Linked DNA regions of Homo sapiens: region 2 is linked to region 1. Evidence: chromatin loops called from intact Hi-C (ENCODE). Cell type or tissue: OCI-LY7. All regions are shown on one strand.

The links. A loop is a pair of places that touch in the nucleus more often than their neighbours do. Peaks named below come from ENCODE experiments on the same cell type or tissue, not always from the same donor. Only the 100,000 strongest peaks of a DNase experiment are listed, where the experiment ranks them.
Region 2: it touches region 1 in a loop (2.7-fold over the local background); 6 of 110 quality-filtered maps call a loop at or near these places.

The regions. Positions count from the first base shown.
Region 1 is chr1:77,898,379-77,903,378 of GRCh38, forward strand. The region is part of intron 1 of NEXN (nexilin F-actin binding protein); the gene reads left to right. Among named protein-coding and RNA genes, the nearest start is that of NEXN-AS1, 11 kb to the left of the region's middle. In OCI-LY7, a CTCF peak has its summit at 2,504; a DNase peak (open chromatin) is centred at 2,503.
Region 2 is chr1:77,538,645-77,543,644 of GRCh38, forward strand. All of the region lies in intron 13 of AK5 (adenylate kinase 5), which reads left to right. Among named protein-coding and RNA genes, the nearest start is that of ZZZ3, 140 kb to the right of the region's middle. In OCI-LY7, no CTCF peak of the experiment used is centred here; a DNase peak (open chromatin) is centred at 2,697; H3K27ac peaks cover 985 bases.

The DNA of each region.
Region 1 (5,000 bases):
TTGACAAACCTGAGAAAAACAAGCAATGGGGAAAGGATTCCCTATTTAATAAATGGTGCTGGGAAAACTGGCTAGCCATATGTAGAAAGCTGAAACTGGATCCCTTCCTTATACCTTGTAGAAAAATTAATTCAAGATGGATTAAATACTTAAATGTTAGACCTAAAAGCATAAAAACCCTAGAAGAAAACCTAGGCAATACCATTCAGGACACAGGCATGGGCAAGGACTTCATGTCTAAAACACCAAAAGCAATGGCAACAAAAGCCAAAATTGACAAATGGAATCTAATTAAACTAAAGAGCTTCTGCACAGAAAAAGAAACTACCATCAGAGTGAATAGGCAACCTACAAAATGGGAGAAAATTTTCGCAACCTACTCATCTGACAAAGGGCTAATATCCAGAATCTACAATGAACTCAAACAAATTTACAAGAAAAAAACAACCCCATCAAAAAGTGGGCAAAGGTTATGAACAGACACTTCTCAAAAGAAGACATTTATGCAGCCAAAAAACACATGAAAAAATGCTCATCATCACTGGCCATCAGAGAAATGAAAATCAAAACCACAATGAGATACCATCTCACACCAGTTAGAATGGCGATCATTAATAAGTCAGGAAATAACAGGTGCTGGAGAGGAGGTGGAGAAATAGGAACACTTTTACACTGTTGGTGGGACTGTAAACTAGTTCAACTATTGTGGAAGTCAGTGTGGTGATTCCTCAGGGATCTAGAACTAGAAATACCATTTGACCCAGCCATCCCATTACTGGGTATATACCCAAAGGACTATAAATCATGCTGCTATAAAGACACATGCACACGTATGTTTATTGCGACACTATTCACAATAGCAAAGACTTGGAACCAACCCAAATGTCCAACAATGATAGACTGGATTAAGAAAATGTGGCACATATACACCATGGAATACTATGCAGCCATAAAAAATGATGAGTTCATGTCCTTTGTAGGGACATGGATGAAACTGGAAACCATCATTCTCAGCAAACTATCGCAAGGACAAAAAACCAAACACCGCATGTTCTCACTCATAGGTGGGAATTGAACAATGAGAACACATGGACACAGAAAGGGGAACATCACACTCCGGGGACGGTTGCGGGATGCGGGGAGAGGGGAGGGATAGCATTTGGAGATATACCTAATGCTAAATGACGAGTTAATGGGTGCAGCACACCAACATGGCACATGTATACATATGTAACAAACTTGCACATTGTGCACATTAAAACTTAAAATATAATAATAATAAAATAAAAAAATAAAAAATAAAAAAACAAAAAACAAACAAAAAAATTTAATCAAGACAGGGACTTTGACTTTTTGTTCCCTTTCATCTCCCCAAGCTTAGGATAGCGCCTGACACAAAGTAGGAGCGTAAGAAATATTTGTTAAATAAATAATGAGTCACCATGTCCTGTCAATTCCACTTCCAAAATGTCTCTTCCAGCTTTTCATTCCTAATGCTAATGTCCTAATTCAGGCCCTTATCTTCTCTTACCAAGGTCATTGTACTTGTCCTCCTTCCACTAGTCTTTCCCCATTAAACTCCATTCTCTACATTGCTATGAGTTTCTTTTTCTTTTCTTTCTAGGATACATCTTTCAGTCATGCTCGTTTGCTGGCTCTCTATTGCCTATAGTATTATTAGGTAATATCTGAACTTTTTATTAATATGGTGCACAGTATTCATTCTAGTCTGTGCCCAGCCTGTCCTTCTAGTTTTGCCATAGACTGACTGGACAATTTTATAGCTCCCCAGATTTGCAATGGGTCACCAGGCATTGGTATTTTTGTTCATTCTGGTTCTTTTTCCTGGATGCCTTTACAATCTTTTCCACTTTGTGAAATTCTACTTATCTGTCAAGGTCTAACTCAAATGTCATTGTCTCCGTGAAACCTTCTTTAACCCAGCCTCTTCCTTAACCATACCATAGTCTTTTCCATGTTTCTATAGCCTGGTTATAATACTGGTATTATAGCATTTACTACATCATATAATAATTAGTACATCTATTTCTGTCACCAAAGCTATTTGATTCACAAGGGCTAGCTCTTATTTGTTTCGTATCCCATTGCCAGGCATACTTTTTGGCATACAGCAGATTCTCCTTTTCACAAAAATAATGTATTGTAAATACAGACCTCATCTGTCAAATTTGAAAAAATGCAGCTTTTTTGATAAATTGTGTATGGGTTATACTAATATTGCAATATTACCTCTGAAACCTGCGGTGGATACATATTCGTCTTCATTTAACATGAATGCTTAATGTGTTAGAATGCCATTACTAAATCTCTTTATCATCCCAGCCTTCTCTATTATGACCAAACTCTTAGAACCACCTGTTCCATCTTATCTTTTGATCACTGGTTTCTTTCTAATCGTATTCTTGATAACGATTCAATTGACTTGCCTGGGATTTTAGATACATAGGTGTAATGGAGCTGAATTGTTGGGTTGCTGCTGCCCCTTTAAGGTGGCCAAGGACATTGCATCTGCCTACTCAAACAAGAAAAATCACTTAACGCTAGAAGAAGAAAAGCCTGTTAAGATTCCAGATACAAAGTCTCTTGGCATTCAGGTCACTGAGTATAGGAATTAAGTTGTTAAGCCAATCTCCATTTAGCATTCTAAAATACATTTCTAGAATGAGAACTTGATATGACTCAATTAGGATGTTTTTCCTGTAACTCAGCAAATCTCAAAATGTGGTCTTAGAACCCCTGGGAGTCCTCAGTACCATTTAGGGGTCCATAAAGTCCTTCCTTTTCCAACTACATATTAGTATAAGGTCATATTTTCTTAGAGACTTCAATCAAAACAACATCACCGTAGTTTGAATGCAGAAGCAGATATGAGAATGTATTTTTCCTCTATTAAGCCAGATACCAGAGATTAGCAAAAATGTAAAATTATTTTCCTCTTCTTACTAATTATTTTTATGTTTATAAATAATGGTTTGTTATTGTTACTTTAAATGACTTTATAAGTACATATTAGAATATTTTGTTTTAATTTCTAATATATTAAAGACCTATTGTTATTATCCATATAAACAAAACCTCTATTATAACCAAACTCTTAGAACCACATGTTCAACCTTATCTTTTGGTCACTGTTTTCTCTCTCATCTTATTCTTCATAAGAATTCAATGGACTTGCCGGGGATCTTAGATACTTACAAGGTGCAATGGAGCCGAATTGTTGTGTTGTGGCTGCCCCTTTAAGGTGGCCAAGAACCACCTTAGGATCCTCAATAATGGGCCCAGACTTTAGGTCCTGAGCCCCAAAAGTTTGAGACCCACTTTATAATACATAGCCTTTCTTTTTGTGGGGGGATTTTCTTTAACATCACAGATCTTATTATTTTATTTAGAGATGGTGTCTCACTATGTTGCCCAAACCAGATTCAAACTCCTGGGATCAAACGATCTTTCTACCTCAGTCCTCGCTAACTAAGCTGGGACTACAGGAATGCACCCAGCTAAAGCTAATTTTTATGTGTGTTTACACACTTTCAGATGTTACCTAAATAAAGCCTTTTCTAATCTAAAAATGTAAGCCTTATTATATTTTTGATAGTTATATTTTATCTCATCTAGACCATAAACTCCATAACAGATATTTTATCCTATTCGTTATTATTTATGTAGTAGCCTATATACTGTACCTAGCACATTATAGAAAAATGTTCAATAAATGTTTCTTGAAAAAACATCAATGTTCACTAATTTATCTTTTTCTGTTTATTCTTAGTTCTGTCATACTCATCACTCTAAATTTATAAAGCATATGAAAATCACCTAGTTTATGGTACACAATAGGTATTCAATTTGTTATTTTCTCCTCCTTTATTTGGTTTAGAGGTTTCAGAACTTTCCTTTAACGTACTGCAGTTTTAAAAAAATCCTTAAATTTTATTTGTACATGTAACTTTTCATTACTTTATTAATGACTTCATCAAATGAAAGTTTACCAATTTTCTTTGAGTGGTTAAAGTTTTCCCAAAAGAGAATAAAAGGCAAGAATTATAGGTTTTGATTCTGTTCATATTCTGAGAGGATAGGAGGATGTACTACATAGAGCCTAGGATATGGTGAGTACAGGTAGAATATTATTTAAAACATCTATAAAGATGTGTTATGCTGAAATAGGTGTTGCACAAAATAAATGAAACAGACTTTGTATTGCCTAATACAGTGGAAAAAGCTGATAATTGTTGAAGCTTGATATGGGTGTATGGGGGTTCATTGTATTAGTCTCTTTCAGTTTGTATGCCTGAAATTTTCCATAATAAAAAAGTAAACAAAAAAGATAGATTAGACTGATATGTCTGAGATGTTTACCAATATAAAAATGTTTAAAGTTTATGCCAGATACACCTAGAAATCTAAGCATATTTAGAGGTCTCAGAGACTGAAGGAGAAAAAACAACCATGTTTAAGATGAAGTGGAGAAAAATCACCATTTCCATTATAATTAGTTTGGGAAAATACCTCCTTGGTAAAGAAGTGACTTAAGAAAGGTCTTGGAGGTAGAAAAAGGCTACTAAATAGATTTGTCTAGCTGGAAGGTTGAAAAAATGGAGAGAAGACAAAGGAAACTGAAGAGTCTGAGGGTCTGCAGAAGGCCTGTCAAGCCCAGGTGAGAATTTTAGTTCTGATCCATGATGCACTACACAGTTAACATCCTCAGAGTTAGAGTGATACACTAGAGCACAGAGAGGTAGAGATGGCAGTAGTTGAGTAGAGAACCTAGTGGGCCTGGTTGAGGGCAGAAAGAATGGTGGGCTGTTATCCTATCATAAGAAATGAAAAAAAAAAAAGAGAGAAATCAGAACAATCATGGCTAGAAGTTCTTCTGGAACTTTTAAAACCTATTTTTTTTACCAATAATGTATACTTAAATTATTATTCTATTCTAATACAATATGTATCAGTTAAGAGTTCTGAAGAAACTACATTAA
Region 2 (5,000 bases), 360 kb before region 1:
CTCAAAAAATAAAAAAAAAAATTAAAAAAAAGAAAGGTATTTCTTCCACTTTTAAGATTTGTAAAGGTGGGAAAATTCCTAAGTAATTCAGGATTTAACCACTTTTAGAGTTGGAAAATCCCTCTTAGCTCTCTGTTGTATTATTCCAACCTGAATTCTACAAACTCACAAATGACTGCTCGTGAGTACAGGGTTGAGTTCTCAGACAAATCTGATTTCTGGAATCTTCCTTAGAGCTTTCTAAGTTAGTGGTGTCCAAAAGACCAGATTACAACACATTTAAAGATCTTCATTGGCTTTTATTCATGATTCTAGAATTGGGCAGACCTCAGGACCAGAAAAATGTTTGAAGAATAAGCCACATGGTCAAGCAATATTTATGTTTAGAAAACAGAAGTGAGGAACTGAGGTTAATTAGTTACAGCCTTATGTGAATCAGCTGGCTACCTACTATTGACTTAAGCTCAGCTGCTGGAACTACCAAAACTCAGCCATCTGTTACAGTGTGTACATCCAAGTTGTTTGTTTCATTTAGCACGGATGACTCCACGTTGGTTCGGCCTGTTGGGCCCAGAACGGGAGCCTAGTCCAAACCAATGGCCTCCTACAAATTTTATTTAATGGTGGAAAAGAGGTTTGCAGTCCCCTGGCTCATCTCTTCAACTTCCCCTGCATTTTGGAGATGCTGGCTGCTGGGTGCGTGGTGAGGTAACATTATGATCCACTGCACAAATATGTAAAACCTCTCCAGCCCGGACTGCAGAGCAGCGTGAGCTTCAGCCTTCAGGACTCCCAGAGAGTCTCAGGGAGGCTGCTTCATCCCACTGCCCCTGCCCAGGGCCATCCCCTACCCACACAGCTGCAAAGATGAACAGTCCTCCCTACACACCTAGCATAGAAACAGTGTGTGCTGGGCCCAGGAAGCTGAGATTTGTCTGCAGGTACCCGTGGGGTTTGCCAGTAGCTAGGGTGACAAGAGCGGGGACTGCAGGAGAAGCAGGGGAGGGGACAGGATTGTTTGCCGCTGGAGAGGGAGAAAGCCACTGGCCCACTCTGTTGTCTGGCCTCTGGGTTTTTGCCCAGTCCTCCTGCATCAGCTTAATCTCCCTTGGTTCCTAAGTAACAGCTTGTGGCCTGCTCCTGTGATGCTGTTTGGATTGTTTGCCCCTCCTCCCTGTTGTTTTACTGGACCCAAGACAGGGCTGCTCACCCAAGAGGACCTCTGGGTCACTTAAGGAGCTTTCTTAAAACTAGGTGGGGCTGGTGAATGCACTTCAAGAAAGCAAGTGAGATGAATCAGCAGTTCTGTGAGATTTATTTAGGAATTAAAGCCACAGGGGGGGCCAACCCATGCAGCCCACAAATAGGCCACAAGCACCGCCCTCAGGCCTCTACCCAGCAATGCTGACATTGAACCCATCATCTGACACCCTCCATCCCCCACTCCATGACAAGTCAGCCCTTTGGCCACCAGCTAGCTAAGGAAAGTGCAGCAAAATTTCAAACAAAGATAATTTTTAAAGCAAAGCAGAATTTATACAGCCACTCCCTTATTCTTTATGTCATCATAATGCCATCCTTGTACAATAAAGTTAGAACTTCTTGTAACGTGCACACCAGAGATGGAAGTACATGTGATACAGGTGTATCCCTTTCTGCCTGTTTTTCTCCCTCTCATAAAGCAGAGGTTTGCCCTGCATCTGAGAAAGAATTAGAACAGAACTTTCCTCCATTTCATTCCCCACCTCACTACACTTGGGCCAGGCAGCGTTCGCCAGTCATGGCACTTCCTACCAAGTCTGAATGCTGTCTCAGAAACTTGCTCAACACAGCCGTATGGACCATCACCCCCAACTGACTAGAATTAGCCTACAAGAAGAAGTTTTCTTTCACCTTAGTGAGATAATTTATTATGGCCATAAGTAACTGAAATGTAGCATTTGGGGATGAAAAGCACAGTTACCAGCCAAAGACTCCCTGGGGGATGGCGGGGGGAATATGGGCCTGTGCATCAGAAAGCCCCAGGCACACTTTCATCAACTTCGGTGAGTCATTTTACTGCTTCACCTCTCAGTTCTTCTTCCTAAAGTGGATAGAACACGATCTACTAGAATTGACCAAGTCTATTATTATAAAAGTAACACATACTTGCTTTATAAAATATAGAAAACTGGTCAGGTGTGGTGGCACATGTCTATAATCACAGCAGTTTGGGAAGCCAAGGAGAGTGTGGGTCACTGGAGCTTAGGAGTTTTTTTTTGTTTGTTTCTTTTTTTTTTAGAGATGGAGTCTCGCTCTGTCACCCAGGCTGGAATGCAATGGCGCAATCTTGGCTCACTGCAACCTCCACCTCCTGGGTTCAAGCCATTCTTCTGCCTCAGCCTCATGAGTAGCTGGGATTACAGGCACCCACCACCACACCCAGCTAATGTTTTGTATTTTTATTAGAGATGGGGTTTCTCTTATGTTGGCCAGGCTGGTCTCGAACTCCTGACCTTGTGATCTGCCTGCCTTGGCCTCCCAAGGTGCTGGGATTACAGGCGTGAGCTACCACGCCCAGCCAGGAGCCTAGGAGTTCTTGACTATCTTGGGCAACATGGCAAAACCCATCTCTACAAAAAATACAAAAGTTAGCCAGGCGTGGTGGAACACATCTGTGGTCACAGCCACTCAGGGGACTAAGGTGGGAGGATTATTTGAGCCCAGGAGGTTGAGGCTGCAGTGAACCAAGATAGTGCCACTGCACTCAACTGGCGAGATCCTGTTTCCAAAAAAAGAAAAAAGAAACAAAGAAAATGTAGAAAACTAGGTAGTCCCACCACTCAGAGGCAAACATTGTGGGGCGTTTTCACCACATCTTTTTGCTGTGAATTTTAAAAACATGATTGTGATTGTAGGTAATACTGAGCCAGACTCTGTGGTTGTAGGTAGCAGGTGCCAACTCCCGCTGGCCTAACCTGAAACACAGAACTTCATTATAAGGTTAGAAGACTCAAGGCTGAGGCACAGCAGGCCCTAGAAGGCGTGTGGGATCAGGCCTAAAAGGCTCACAGTGCTCCCTACTGCTTCACAAACACCGTTTCCTTCTCTCTAAGCTGGGTTTTTTTTCTTTCTCTGGCTTATAAGCCAGAATATGCCCACCTGACAGCTTTCGCATTTGCACATTACCACGGCACTCTGATTCCCAGCTCCAGATTCCTGAGAGAAATGATGTGGTTGGCCTTGCTTTGCTCAGGGTCTCCTTGGCTCTCTTAGCTGTGGACAGGCAGCTGGGGTCACAGGGGGCTTTTTTATTTTTTTCTGTACTTTATTGAGTGCATATGGTATGTGTGGGACACGACACTTGGTGCTGGGGACACAGCAGTCAACGTGACAAAGCCCCTCACTGAAAAGAGAAAAACAGGCCAGGCACGGTGGCTCACACCTGTAATCCCAGCCCTTTGGGAGGCCAAAGCAGGCAGATCACAAGGTCGGCAGTTCGAGACCAGCCTGGCCAACATGGCAAATGTCTCTACTAAAAATATAAAAATTCGCTAGACGTGGTGGTGCGCATATGTAATCCCAGCTACTGAGGAGGCTGAGGCACGAGAATTACTTGAACCTGGGAGGCGGAGGTTGCGGTAAGCCAAGATCACACCACTGCACTCTGGCCTGGATGACAAAACGAGACTCGGTCTCAAAAAAAAAGAGCAAAACCGTATACAAGAAAATAAAGCAACCACTAACAAGTTCTGTGGATAAAACAAAACAGAATGCATTGTTGGGAGTGAGCACTGTGGGCAGCTGTTTGGAAAGTCTGAGGAGGTAGCATTTGAATTAGGACCTGACTGATATAAACATGGTTACCTGGGACTCTTCCCTGTGAAGCAGATGGAGGACAAGGAATACCCAGAGAGAAGGGCTCGTTGTGAGCTGAGAGAAACCACAGAAATAGCTATCTCAAGTGGCATAGGCAGAATTGTATCAAATGATATTTAAAGCCTCTTTTTTTCCTAAGTATAAGTAACAACTACACATTGTTTAAAAAAGAAACAAACTAGAAAATTTAAGACTATAAAGGTAAACATTAAAATTATTGAGAATTATTCCACCCAAAGATAATCACCAATGAACATTATGATATATTTCCGTACATTTTGGTTTTTTTCCATTTTTATATACATTTTGTTCATGGCATAATTAGCCCAGAAACACCCCAGGCCATAGATGAAGAGGGCCTGGTAACAGATTATTTCTGTCCCTGCGTTATTTGCTACTCTTAACTGATTAAAAAAATAAAAAGAGAGCCCAGTGACTCATTAAACATGAGTTTTGCAGACAGACAATCAAGTTCCTTGGCAACTCTGCTTTTGTAGAGGAGATAATAAGCTTTTTTCCTCAGCAATTCTGCTGCTGCAGTGTCTCAACTTTGTAAATAGTTTGACCGTTTCCATTAGGTCCTGAAATGCAATGGTCCACATTGTTCTGGTCACCATGCTGTCAGGAGAAGCCCTATGAATTGAGGCAAGAAGAGTGAGAAGTTTCTGCAGTTTCTGGTATTACTGAGGAAAGTGGAAGCAGAAGGTACCATAAGGTCACATTTCACCGCTTGGTTGCAAAATCTACTGGGTAATTCATAACTGACTGGATCCCCAAGTTTGGAGTCTAACACAAGTAAAGGAAAACCCAAAATTACTTGTATACCTTGAATTCTCTGTACTAAATTCTTAATTTTGATTCTTCTTTCAGTTGGCTAAAGTAACTCAACTAATTTTGAGTTCAATTTCTCATTGAATATCTGAGAATGCCATTATAGTGGCTTCACACACAAATGACAGTTTGACTGGACATAATTTAAGTCATAATAATTATTTTTCTACCAAAAGTCAGTAAACATTGCTCTATTTTTTTTTTATTGTTTGTTTTGAGACAGGGTCTCTCTGTGTTGCCTAGTCGGGTTTGCAGTGGTGCAATTACGGCTCATTGCAGCCTCAACTTCCCTGGGCCCAAGTAATACTCCC